Linked DNA regions of Mus musculus: region 1 is linked to region 2. A link is a loop called in an ENCODE intact Hi-C map of the cell type or tissue named here. Cell type or tissue: heart. All regions are shown on one strand.

The links. Peaks named below come from ENCODE experiments on the same cell type or tissue, not always from the same donor. Only the 100,000 strongest peaks of a DNase experiment are listed, where the experiment ranks them.
Region 1: it touches region 2 in a loop (2.4-fold over the local background); 7 of 42 quality-filtered maps call a loop at or near these places.

What each region holds. Positions count from the first base shown.
Region 1 is chr17:34,651,088-34,656,087 of GRCm38, forward strand. It overlaps Atf6b (activating transcription factor 6 beta), which reads left to right. Exons shown (of 18, transcript NM_017406.4): 9 at 1-32; 10 at 475-660; 11 at 743-834; 12 at 1,561-1,740; 13 at 1,902-2,009; 14 at 2,127-2,208; 15 at 2,415-2,485; 16 at 2,617-2,728; 17 at 2,834-2,918; 18 at 3,384-3,987. The coding sequence ends at 3,610. Among named protein-coding and RNA genes, the nearest start is that of Atf6b, 6.4 kb to the left of the region's middle. In heart, CTCF peaks have their summits at 635 (motif pointing left), 2,996 (motif pointing right) and 4,827 (motif pointing right); DNase peaks (open chromatin) are centred at 1,884, 2,874, 3,464, 4,664 and 2 weaker places; H3K27ac peaks cover 711 bases.
Region 2 is chr17:34,834,302-34,839,301 of GRCm38, forward strand. It overlaps Stk19 (serine/threonine kinase 19), which reads right to left and starts at 2,602. Exons shown (of 7, transcript NM_019442.3): 1 at 2,476-2,602; 2 at 2,129-2,265. The coding sequence starts at 2,575. Dxo (decapping exoribonuclease) reads left to right here and starts at 2,718. Exons shown (of 7, transcript NM_001163770.1): 1 at 2,718-2,915; 2 at 3,092-3,453; 3 at 3,600-3,835; 4 at 3,925-4,144; 5 at 4,247-4,382; 6 at 4,512-4,606; 7 at 4,686-4,885. The coding sequence starts at 3,098. The coding sequence ends at 4,836. Skiv2l (superkiller viralicidic activity 2-like (S. cerevisiae)) reads right to left here. Exons shown (of 28, transcript NM_021337.2): 28 at 4,925-5,000. In heart, no CTCF peak of the experiment used is centred here; DNase peaks (open chromatin) are centred at 2,700, 3,360, 3,960 and 4,674; H3K4me3 peaks cover 3,278 bases; H3K27ac peaks cover 2,449 bases.

The DNA.
Region 1 (5,000 bases), 180 kb before region 2:
TGCCGGGGAACTCCTGCCCGCCTGAAGTGGATGTATGTGCCAAGGAGGTGGGGCAGGCTCTGTCACAGGAGGCCAGAGAGCAGTCTGTCTGGCAGGCAGCAGCATTGGAAAAGGGAGCTAGTGTGCGGGATGGAAGGCTGAGGGTGTGGGGGGGCTCTGCTGTACGTGGTGTTAGGTATGTAGGTTGGAGGGGCGTCACGTTTGGTTGTAGGTTTAGCACATAGGGTGGCTTCCCAGTGGGAAGGCAAGTCAACTGTTCTTAGCTGTAGCCCGTTAACTTAGGGCTCGGAACAAGAGCTTGGGAAGGAAGTCCTAAGGAGAGGATTAGCCAGCACTGTGGTCCTCCAGTTTCTCCTGTCCCACACATGAGGACTAGGAGGGAGGTAGGAGAGTGGCCGTGAGCTGGCAGTGAGTCCCTGGGGCTGGGGCATGATCTCTCTAACTCATCTTCATTCTCAACCTCACTGGTGCAAGGCAAAGCTGTTGAAGCGGCAGCAGCGGATGATCAAGAATCGAGAGTCGGCCTGCCAGTCCCGCCGCAAGAAGAAAGAGTACCTGCAAGGCCTGGAGGCCCGGCTGCAGGCTGTGCTGGCCGACAACCAGCAGCTGCGCAGGGAGAACGCTGCCCTCCGGCGGCGGCTGGAGGCCCTGCTGGCAGAGGTCAGCCTGTGCTACCCTTGGAGAGAGGGCTGGGAAGGCAGGCCCGAGACCACACTCACCTCCTGTCTTCCTCTGCCTGCAGAACAGCGGGCTCAAGCTGGGGTCTGGAAACAGGAAGGTTGTCTGCATCATGGTCTTCCTTCTCTTCATTGCCTTCAACTTTGGGCCTGTGAGGTGAGCCCCTCACCACCTCCCTGCAGCCCTGGATGGAGCTGAGCCTCACAGATGAGCTGCTCAGTTGTCTGCTCAGCCCCGGGCACTGTGTTCCACTTACACAAGCATTCCCGCCCCTGCAGCCCAGATGCTGTTTCCATCAGCCATTGCTAGTGTGTACTGTTTCCCTCGGAGGAGGTGCATGGTGGGTGGGGGGTGGCGATAGTGTTAATGAGAACTGACCCCAGGAGTGGGCCAGGTGCTTGGCACCCCACCACCAGGACATACATTTGATCCCTGAACCTGAATTTTGAAAAGACTGGATGTGGTAGCATGGACAGCAATGGGAAGACAGAGCCAGGCAGGTCCCCGGGGCTCATTGGCCCTTGATGAATGGCAGGCTGCTGAGAGACAGTGTCAAATAAAGGAAGAGGGTGGGTCGTGCTGAGCAGTGACTTTTGTATGCACATGTACATATGTGTACATAAGTACACACAAACCCCTGCCCCGACACACCCGTGTAAGTGGCTCACAGGCTCCCTGGCTATGAGGCCTTAGAGTCCTCGTTCTCCTTTCCTATTTCCTGGACCTGTGAGATTGGCATCCTCTCTACTCCCCACTCACTGAAGGGAGATGCAGCCATGTGGAACAGGTTATACCTTCCTCAGTCTGCAGAGTCCTGACTCGCACTGCACCAGACAGCTGAGAAAGCCAGAATTCTTTCCCTCCCCGCTTCCCTGCCCACAGCATCAGCGAGCCGCCTCCAGCTCCCATGTCTCCTCGGATGAGCAGGGAGGAACCTCGACCCCAGAGGCACCTGCTGGGCTTCTCAGAACCAGGGCCAGCTCATGGCATGGAACCCCTTCGGGAAGCCGCCCAGAGCCCCGGGGAGCAGCAGCCCAGCTCTGCAGGCAGGCCCAGCTTCAGGTGAGAAGCAGAAAGACCCCTCCTGTAAGAAGGAAGGAGTCATCTTCCTAAAGCCTGCCCTTGCAGGGTGTAGAGCCAAAGTTGCTCTTGGCCCGGGGGTTTGATGGTGTCCTGTGCTGGGCAGTCTCTCTCTGGTCATTGCCTCCTCTGCTTCACTTCAGAAACCTGACGGCCTTCCCCGGGGGAGCCAAGGAGCTGCTGCTGAGAGACCTGGACCAGCTCTTCCTCTCCTCAGACTGTCGCCATTTCAACCGAACTGAGTCTCTGAGGTGTGCATAGTCTGTCCTTCTGTGTGGAAGTGCCAGCTCCCCTGCCTTCTCATGCCTGCTTGTGGGCATGGGGCATACATTTTGGCCTTCCTTAGAGCTGGTGGTCTGTCTCCCTAGGCTTGCTGATGAGCTGAGTGGCTGGGTCCAACGTCACCAGAGAGGTCGACGGAAGATACCTCACAGGGCCCAGGAGAGACAGGTAGGAGCCAGTGGGCGGGCCAAGGAAGGTGAGAGCAAGACAAAGCTACTGTCCTGGGGATTCCAGGTGGACATTTTAGAGAGATTTCAAGGGTTCTTGGGGGACATGGAGGAGTGGGTGTGAGATGGCACCAGCTTCCAGGGACCGCCTCTCTTTTTCCCTCCTCCCTTTACCCTCTTCAAATCTTTAGATACTTCTCCTTCCAGAAGTCTCAGCTACGGAAGAAGTCTCCTCCAGTGAAACCTGTCCCCACCCAACCTCCAGGACCCCCTGAAAGGTAAGTGCTGGGTAAGCACTCGTAAGTGAGGTCACTAGAGAGAGCTGTACCCCAGGAGGACACTGCTGTTGTTCCGGAGGAATCTGTCACCCTTTCCACCAGGCTTCCTGAGTCTGTTCTCACCTGCCTAGGGACCCCGTGGGCCAGCTGCAGCTCTACCGCCACCCCGGCCGCTCGCAGCCGGAGTTTCTAGACGCAATTGACCGGAGGGAGGATACCTTCTATGTTGTCTCCTTCCGAAGGGTGAGCTCCCCTCCCCCTGTCATGTGCCTGTCACCCTGGGTCCCCAGCTGGGGAACCTGTCAGTGTGTCTTCCCCTGCCATCCAGCATGGCCCTTCTGCTCCTAGGACCACCTGCTGCTCCCAGCCATCAGCCACAACAAGACATCCAGGCCCAAGATGTCGCTGGTGATGCCAGCCATGGCCCCCAATGGTAATTCTCCCTCTGGCTATGGAGAGGGTTCTGAAATCTAAAACTGAGGAAGGAGGGAGTTCTCATAGAGAACCAGCAGGGGGCGCTAAGGGAAAAAGTGCGAGGAGGGACTTGGAACCAAGGGGAAGAAAAAGTGGGGAGACAAGGGCCTGCAATTGAGCATTGAGGGCTCAGGAGTCTGAGATGGGAAGATGGGGAGTCTGGGTTGCACAGTGAGATCCTTTCTCAACCAGACCAAAGCTGCTCTGATAGGTGGCGGCTAGGCTTTTCTTTCTTGACCTCCTGTCCCATGTGCCCCTTACTTGTTGTCACTTACCTTCCTACGCCAGCCCTCTGCCCGCCTCACTCGGCCTGTGGGCTGCCTCTGCCCTCCTCCTCTTCCCAACTTTCTAACCATCTTCCTCATCTCACCCCACCCACCACTGTCTGCCTCCCCTTCCCCGCTTCCCTCTCTCCTTCACACAGAGACCGTGTCAGGCCGGGGCCCCCCAGGGGACTATGAGGAGATGATGCAGATCGAGTGTGAGGTCATGGACACCAGGGTGATTCACATCAAGACCTCTACGGTGCCCCCCTCGCTCCGGAAGCAGCCGTCCCCATCCCCGGGCAATACCACAGGTGGCCCCTTGCCAGGCTCCGCAGCTAGTCCTGCCCATCAGGCCTCCCAGCCCCTCTACCTCAATCACCCCTGACATCCTCACCTCACAGTGACTTAGAACCGGGTTAGGGAACCTGATCCTGGGGCTCGGGGGCAATTGTAAAGGAAGACGGGGTGTGGGGGTTAAGCACTTAGTGGGACTAGGGTGGGTGGTTCACCTCTCTTCTCACTCTTTCCAGAAATATAGGGCTCCTCTCATTCCTGCACTCCCAGTCCTCTTTCCCCGAGGGTACCTCGTGAGGGTTTCCCCCATATCCTCTTCATTCTCTCCTTTATCTGTTTGGGAGTCAAGGTGGGACTAGGTCCCCAGGTGGGACAAGGGATGGTTGTGGGTGGCAGAAGTCAGTTTATGTGTGTGCGTATCTTTTTTTTATTATTATTAAATAAACAACGTGGAGGGGTGTAAAGGAACGGCGGCCACCTTCCTAGTGTGTGACGTGTATAGGGCCAGCATCAAAGGAAGCAGCACTGAGGATGGCGTGGTGGGGTGAGAAGGAGCCAGACCTCATGTCCCCGTCCCCCCTGTCCCAGCCCAGCAACTCTAGGGCATGTCTGTCTAGCTGTCTGTGGCGTGACAGCAGATAGAACATCTCACCGGAATGTGTCTGAGTAAACAGGAAGGACAGGACAGGGGCCCCACGCCCTTGATGGGGTGCAGCAGCTCCAGCCCTTGCTCTGCTGCAGGTCCCCCCTGGCTTTCCAGGATGAGCTGTCCACACAAACAACAGGCGTGGGGGCCAGAGGGCTTGAAGCCCAGGAAGGCGGGGTCACAGCGGAGGGGGCCTGGTAGGGAGGTGAAGAAGGGGGCACATTACAGGACATCCTCTAGGCCCTGAACTGAGGAAGACAGACCTGAGGGAGGCCCAGATGGATGGAGACAGTGGCTCAGGCAGATAGGGCCGTGAGCTCCGAGTGGGAGGAAAGGGACCAGATCCAGATGAGGGCCCCAGTCTGCCTGGCTGCGAGTCCCCTGCAGTCACTCCCATTGCAGCAGTGCCTTAGGCCTGACCCTACAGGAGTGGCCCGGGTCAGCTGGAGGGTGTGAGCTGGACCTGGGCTCCGAGCCCAGATGACTGGACAGGGGCTGCCTGGCTCTAAGCCCAGCCCTGAAGGAGGGAGGAAGAACCTCACGTGTCCAGCCAGGCTTTCCCCTCCTCTCTTCACCCATCCCTACTGTGTTTGGGGTGAAAACAGACTGGGGAACTATGGCAACCTGGAACTAGGGCTCCCAGGAACTCAGCCTCTCCTCCCTCCAGAGGGCAGCTCTGGTCCACAGCCACTTCCTGTCCCAGGATCCCTGAGCACCTTATCCAGGGAGTAAGGGAAGCAGATGGCCTGGTCCTGGGCTGCTTCACGGCCCTGTACTAGCTGATGTCCTTAAACACCTTGGGCTCGTCCTCTGTAAGATGTGACCCTCCTCCTGA
Region 2 (5,000 bases):
TGACGTGTTAAAAAAAAAAACAAGATGAGAAACTACTGGTAGGAAATTCTAAAAAGACATAGCAGGCTTAGGGCTGGTGGGATGTTTCAGTGGGTCAGGTGGCCTGCTGCTGAGCCCCAGGGCTTGAGTCAGCCCCTGAGATCCACGTGATGGGAGGAGGGAATTCAACCACACAATACCCTCTGACTTCTACACACACATGGTGGCATGTACACATGAACTTGCACATGCACACATATAATTTGGAAATAGAACATTAATAGGTAGCCCAAGCTGGCCTTAAGCTCACAGAGATCTGTCTGCCTTTACCTCTAGAGCAATGGGATTAAAGCCATATGGCAGTACACATGGCCAAAAATAATAATCAAATTTAAAATAATCATAAAAAAGATATAGGCTTAAATATGTCCCAGTCAGTCACCGTGGTGCATAGCTTTAATCTCAGCGCTCAGGAGGCAGAGGTAGGTGGGTCTCTATGAGTTCAAGGGTAGCCTGGTCTACAGACTGAGTTCCAGGTCATCTAGTGCTGCATAATAAGACCCATAAAAAGAAAAAAAAAAAAAAAAGTCCCAGTAGAGAATTTAAAACTGAGAAATGAAGACAATAAACTAAGACTTCAATGAGTGTGAAATACTTTAGTACAGCTGAATAAAAGACTATCGATCTGGGGTGGGAGCAATGCTCGGTGGCAGAGTAATTCCTGCTCTTGCAGAGCTCCCACATTCAGTTCCTAGCTCCCACATCTGGTGGCTCACAACCACCTGTAACTTGTACCTCCCCAGCTCCAGGGATCAAGTGCCATCTTCTGGCATCTGAGAGTGCAAACCCACATGTACACACACCCATGCTCACAAGCACATAGCCACAAGCAAATGAAATTAAGCTTTCTGAACAGATTATTAATCTAAGATGAAACTAAACAGTACAATTATAAAAGAAAGCCCAAAACTATTGAACATGGAAGTGTCTGAAGGGGTTCAAAGAGAAGATGTCTATGTAATTTCAGTGCCAGAAGAAAGCAATGAGAGAGGACAAGAGAAATTTCTTAGAGCTGGTGACAGGGCTGAGGAGGTGACTCTGCTGTCAAGTCTGCTGACCCAAGTTCAATCCTCCCCTCTCCAAAGAAAGAAGAGACTCCCTCTAGTTAACCTTCTGACTACTGTAAACCCCAGCATTAGGGAGATGAAAGCAGGAGAATATCAAGTTTAAGGCAGTCTGGGCTACAAATTAAGACCTTGTCTTAAAACAAAACTTGTGCAACTCTGAAAGCTTTTTGTTTAAAGAAAAAAAAAAAAACAGTTATAGAAAAGGAAGCACAGGGGCCATGGCCTGAGGAGGAGGTCAGAAGTCACCTGCAGGAATCAAGGTCAGAAACTCTGTAACAATATAAGGACAAAGCTAAGCAAGAAGGATCTGTGACAGCCTCTAAGGAGGAACTGCCCTAGTTAAAAGGAGCCCAGAGAGGTATGTAGCAGCAGAGAGCCGTTCACAGTGTTCTGACCTTCAACTCAGGCAGAGGTCTGAGAGTTCCTATAAAACAGAGACTGAAATCTGCCCACTGTGGATTTTTTTTGTGTGAAGAGACATGGCCCTGGCTTTCAATCGCCTTCTAAACTTGGCCACGAGGTTACATCACTCCTCTAGTCTCCCTAAGTATCTCATTTAGCCCCTATGCCTTGTGCACCACAGCCTAGAATGATCTGCAGCGTCATAGCCCACTGTCTCATACATCTATAATCTGCAACTCAGTGTACGCACATCAGGCAAGCAGCTACTCGGTGCCTCCCTCCTCTAGTCAATCCCCTAATCACTAACTGATCACTTGGGAAATCTGGGAATTAACACTAGACTCATCTCTCTCCTTCAGTCAATCTCTCTCACCGGTGACCTTCAGTACACCTTTGTCCGCGCTCACTAACCTTCTCTAACAGCCATCACCTGTCAGATGTGACATCTGCCTGCAGTTCCAAACCCCTGGGATTTGCTCTGCATTTGCCTTGGCCTAACGCCTGCTGACGGACGACTGAGTGTCTGAGCGACAGGGACTTGGCGAGTGCCCTCGAGGCTGCGGGTCGGAGGGCCGGGGCTGGTGGGGGGGGGACACGCCAAAGGTCTCCAAGGTGCTCACCAGTTGTAGGTCGGCCACCGTCCGGTCTGGCACCAGACTGTACACTTGGCTCCTCAGCGCGATGGGCGGCAGCGCATCCTCGAACAGCCCCCGGGGAAACAGCTTCACGAGCTCCTCGATGGCCTCGCGCGCCGAGCCTGTGGTGGAGCAAGCGCGTGGTCAGGTCCGGGTGGAGAGCGAGGGTGGAGACAGCGCGGAGGTTCGGACGCCCCAGCCCTCAGAGTCGCTGCCCAGCGCCTGGGTTGCCATGGTTACTACCCTAGGTCCTCCTCCTCCTCCTCCTCCTCCCCCCCCTCCTCCAAGGGTGGATACCCTCGGGCTTTCCGCGCCCAGGTTGCCATGGTTACCTGCTCTTGTTCTTAAAGGATCCGCTCTCACGGGCCCCGGCGCCCGCCTCCGCTTCACCCCAAAAGCCTCAGACGCCAGGAGCCGTCTCTTGCGATTCATAACCCGGATTTCAGGATTCCGGGAAAGGAGTCCCGAAGACCGCGTCTTCCGGCACAGAATAATGACGACGGGCCCTCTGGCTGGTCGTCTGAGTTTGATGACGAAGGCAGCCTCACTTCCGTCGCCCGCACCGCTGCTGATTGGCTCCCGACCAGAGCGCTCACTGGGGCGCGCCGAGGCGCGAGTGGCCCGCCTGGGTTCCCGCTCCGGTGCAGACGGACCTCGCCCACTCCGACGCTGAGGGCGGATGAGAGCGTCATCAGAAACAGCAACTCCGTGTTTGCATCCTTCTCCGGCTTCTGACGTGCGGCCCTGACGCCGTAGCCTCGAGGAGGTGGAGGTCGGTCAGGGTGGGGAGCTTTGAGGTAACCAAGTCTTAGCTTCAACCCCCAAACTCCTCAAGCTCGCCGCGTTCGTTGGTCCGTGGGTGGGAACGAGGCGCCCGGCTCCTGACACGCAGAGCCCAAACCTGGAAGCTCACTCGCTCCTTATCCACTGGAAACGCTTTCCTCGCAGGACCTCATGGAACCCAGAGGGACTAAGAGAAAAGCGGAGAAGACAGAGGTGGAAAAGCCTTTGCACAAACTCCCCCGGGCAGTCCCTTTACTGCGGACACAGCCCTCTCTGTACTCGGGACCCTTCCCGTTCTACCGGCGTCCATCCGAACTGGGCTGCTTCTCCCTGGACGCACAACGCCAGTACCATGGAGATGCCCGAGCCCTCCGCTACTACAGCCCCCCTCCCATCAACGGCCCAGGCCCGGACTTTGACCTCAGAGATGGATACCCTGACCGATACCAGCCCCGGGACGAGGAAGTCCAAGAGAGGTTGGACCATTTGCTGCGCTGGGTCCTGGAACACCGGAACCAGCTGGAGGGGTGAGCCCGGTGCAACGCAGAAGCTGACCTGGTGACCCGGCTTTCTCTTCTGAAGTTGGGAAAGCCAAATGGTCTTTAGTGGGGACTTTGAGTCAACAGAAGTAAAACTCGAGTCAGACCATAAACCCCGCATTCTTCCCTCCCAGGGGTCCCGGCTGGCTGGCAGGGGCCACGGTGACATGGAGAGGGCACCTGACAAAATTGCTGACCACGCCGTATGAGCGGCAGGAGGGCTGGCAGCTGGCAGCCTCCCGGTTCCAAGGGACACTGTACCTAAGTGAGGTGGAGACCCCGGCTGCTCGGGCCCAGAGGCTTGCACGGCCACCCCTCCTCCGGGAGCTCATGTACATGGGCTACAAATTTGAGCAGTACATGTGCGCAGGTGAGAGTCGTCGCAGCCGTGCGGTCCCTCTCCCCTTCCACAGAGGTCGAGATCCCCTTCCTCTGCTGCTGCCTTCTCTTCTTGTGCAGACAAACCCGGAGGCTCCCCAGACCCCTCTGGGGAAGTTAACACCAACGTGGCCTACTGCTCTGTGCTACGCAGCCGCCTGGGAAACCACCCTCTCCTGTTCTCCGGGGAGGTAGACTGCCTGAACCCCCAGGCTCCTTGCACACAGCCTCCCTCCTGCTACGTGGAGCTCAAGACATCCAAGGAGATGCACAGCCCTGGCCAGTGGAGGAGCTTTTACAGGTTCTGGCCGGGGCCGGGACTGACGGGGGGGGGGGTTGGGGGGGGGTTGGGGGGGGTTGGGGGGGGTGGAGGGTCCTGCTGACCCTTTGCCTCTCCCGTCAGACACAAGTTGCTGAAATGGTGGGCTCAGTCGTTCCTCCCGGGGGTCCCACATGTTGTTGCCGGCTTCCGGAACCCAGAAGGTTTCGTCTGTTCCTTAAAGACCTTTCCTACCATGGAGATGTTTGAAAATGTCAGGGTAAGGCAGGTGTCAGAGTGGCCATCTGTTTCCCCACCCCCTGTACCAAGTCCTCAGACCCAGTGCCCCTTTGCCACCTGCCTTTTCCTCTTTCCACCCCCAGTCTTCTGCCTCTTGTGCCCCCTCCAGAATGACCGAGAAGGCTGGAATCCCTCTGTGTGCATGAACTTCTGTGCTGCCTTCCTTAGCTTTGCCCAGAGCACAGTAGTCCAGGACGATCCCAGGTAAGGCCTTCATGTTTGTGCACTGCCTCTGGATCCCGGCTCAATCTCTGGCTTCACCCCACACCTCTGTCTTCCACAGGCTTGTCCACCTCTTCTCCTGGGAACCTGGTGGCCCTGTCACTGTGTCTGTCCATCGTGACGCACCCTATGCCTTCCTGCCCTCATGGTATGTGGAGACTATGACCCAAGACCTCCCACCACTCTCAAAGACTCCCTCTCCCAAGGACTGAGGACAAGTCTGGGCTCCGTGCAGATAATAAAGGCGTGTTTCTAAGTGGGTCTCTTGCTGTGTCTGAATGGAGTCACCTCTGTTCCAAGTTACCATACTCCAAGCACTCTGGTTTGCTCTTTATTTATATTTTTGGGTTTTTAGGGGGTTTTTTTTGTTTGTTTT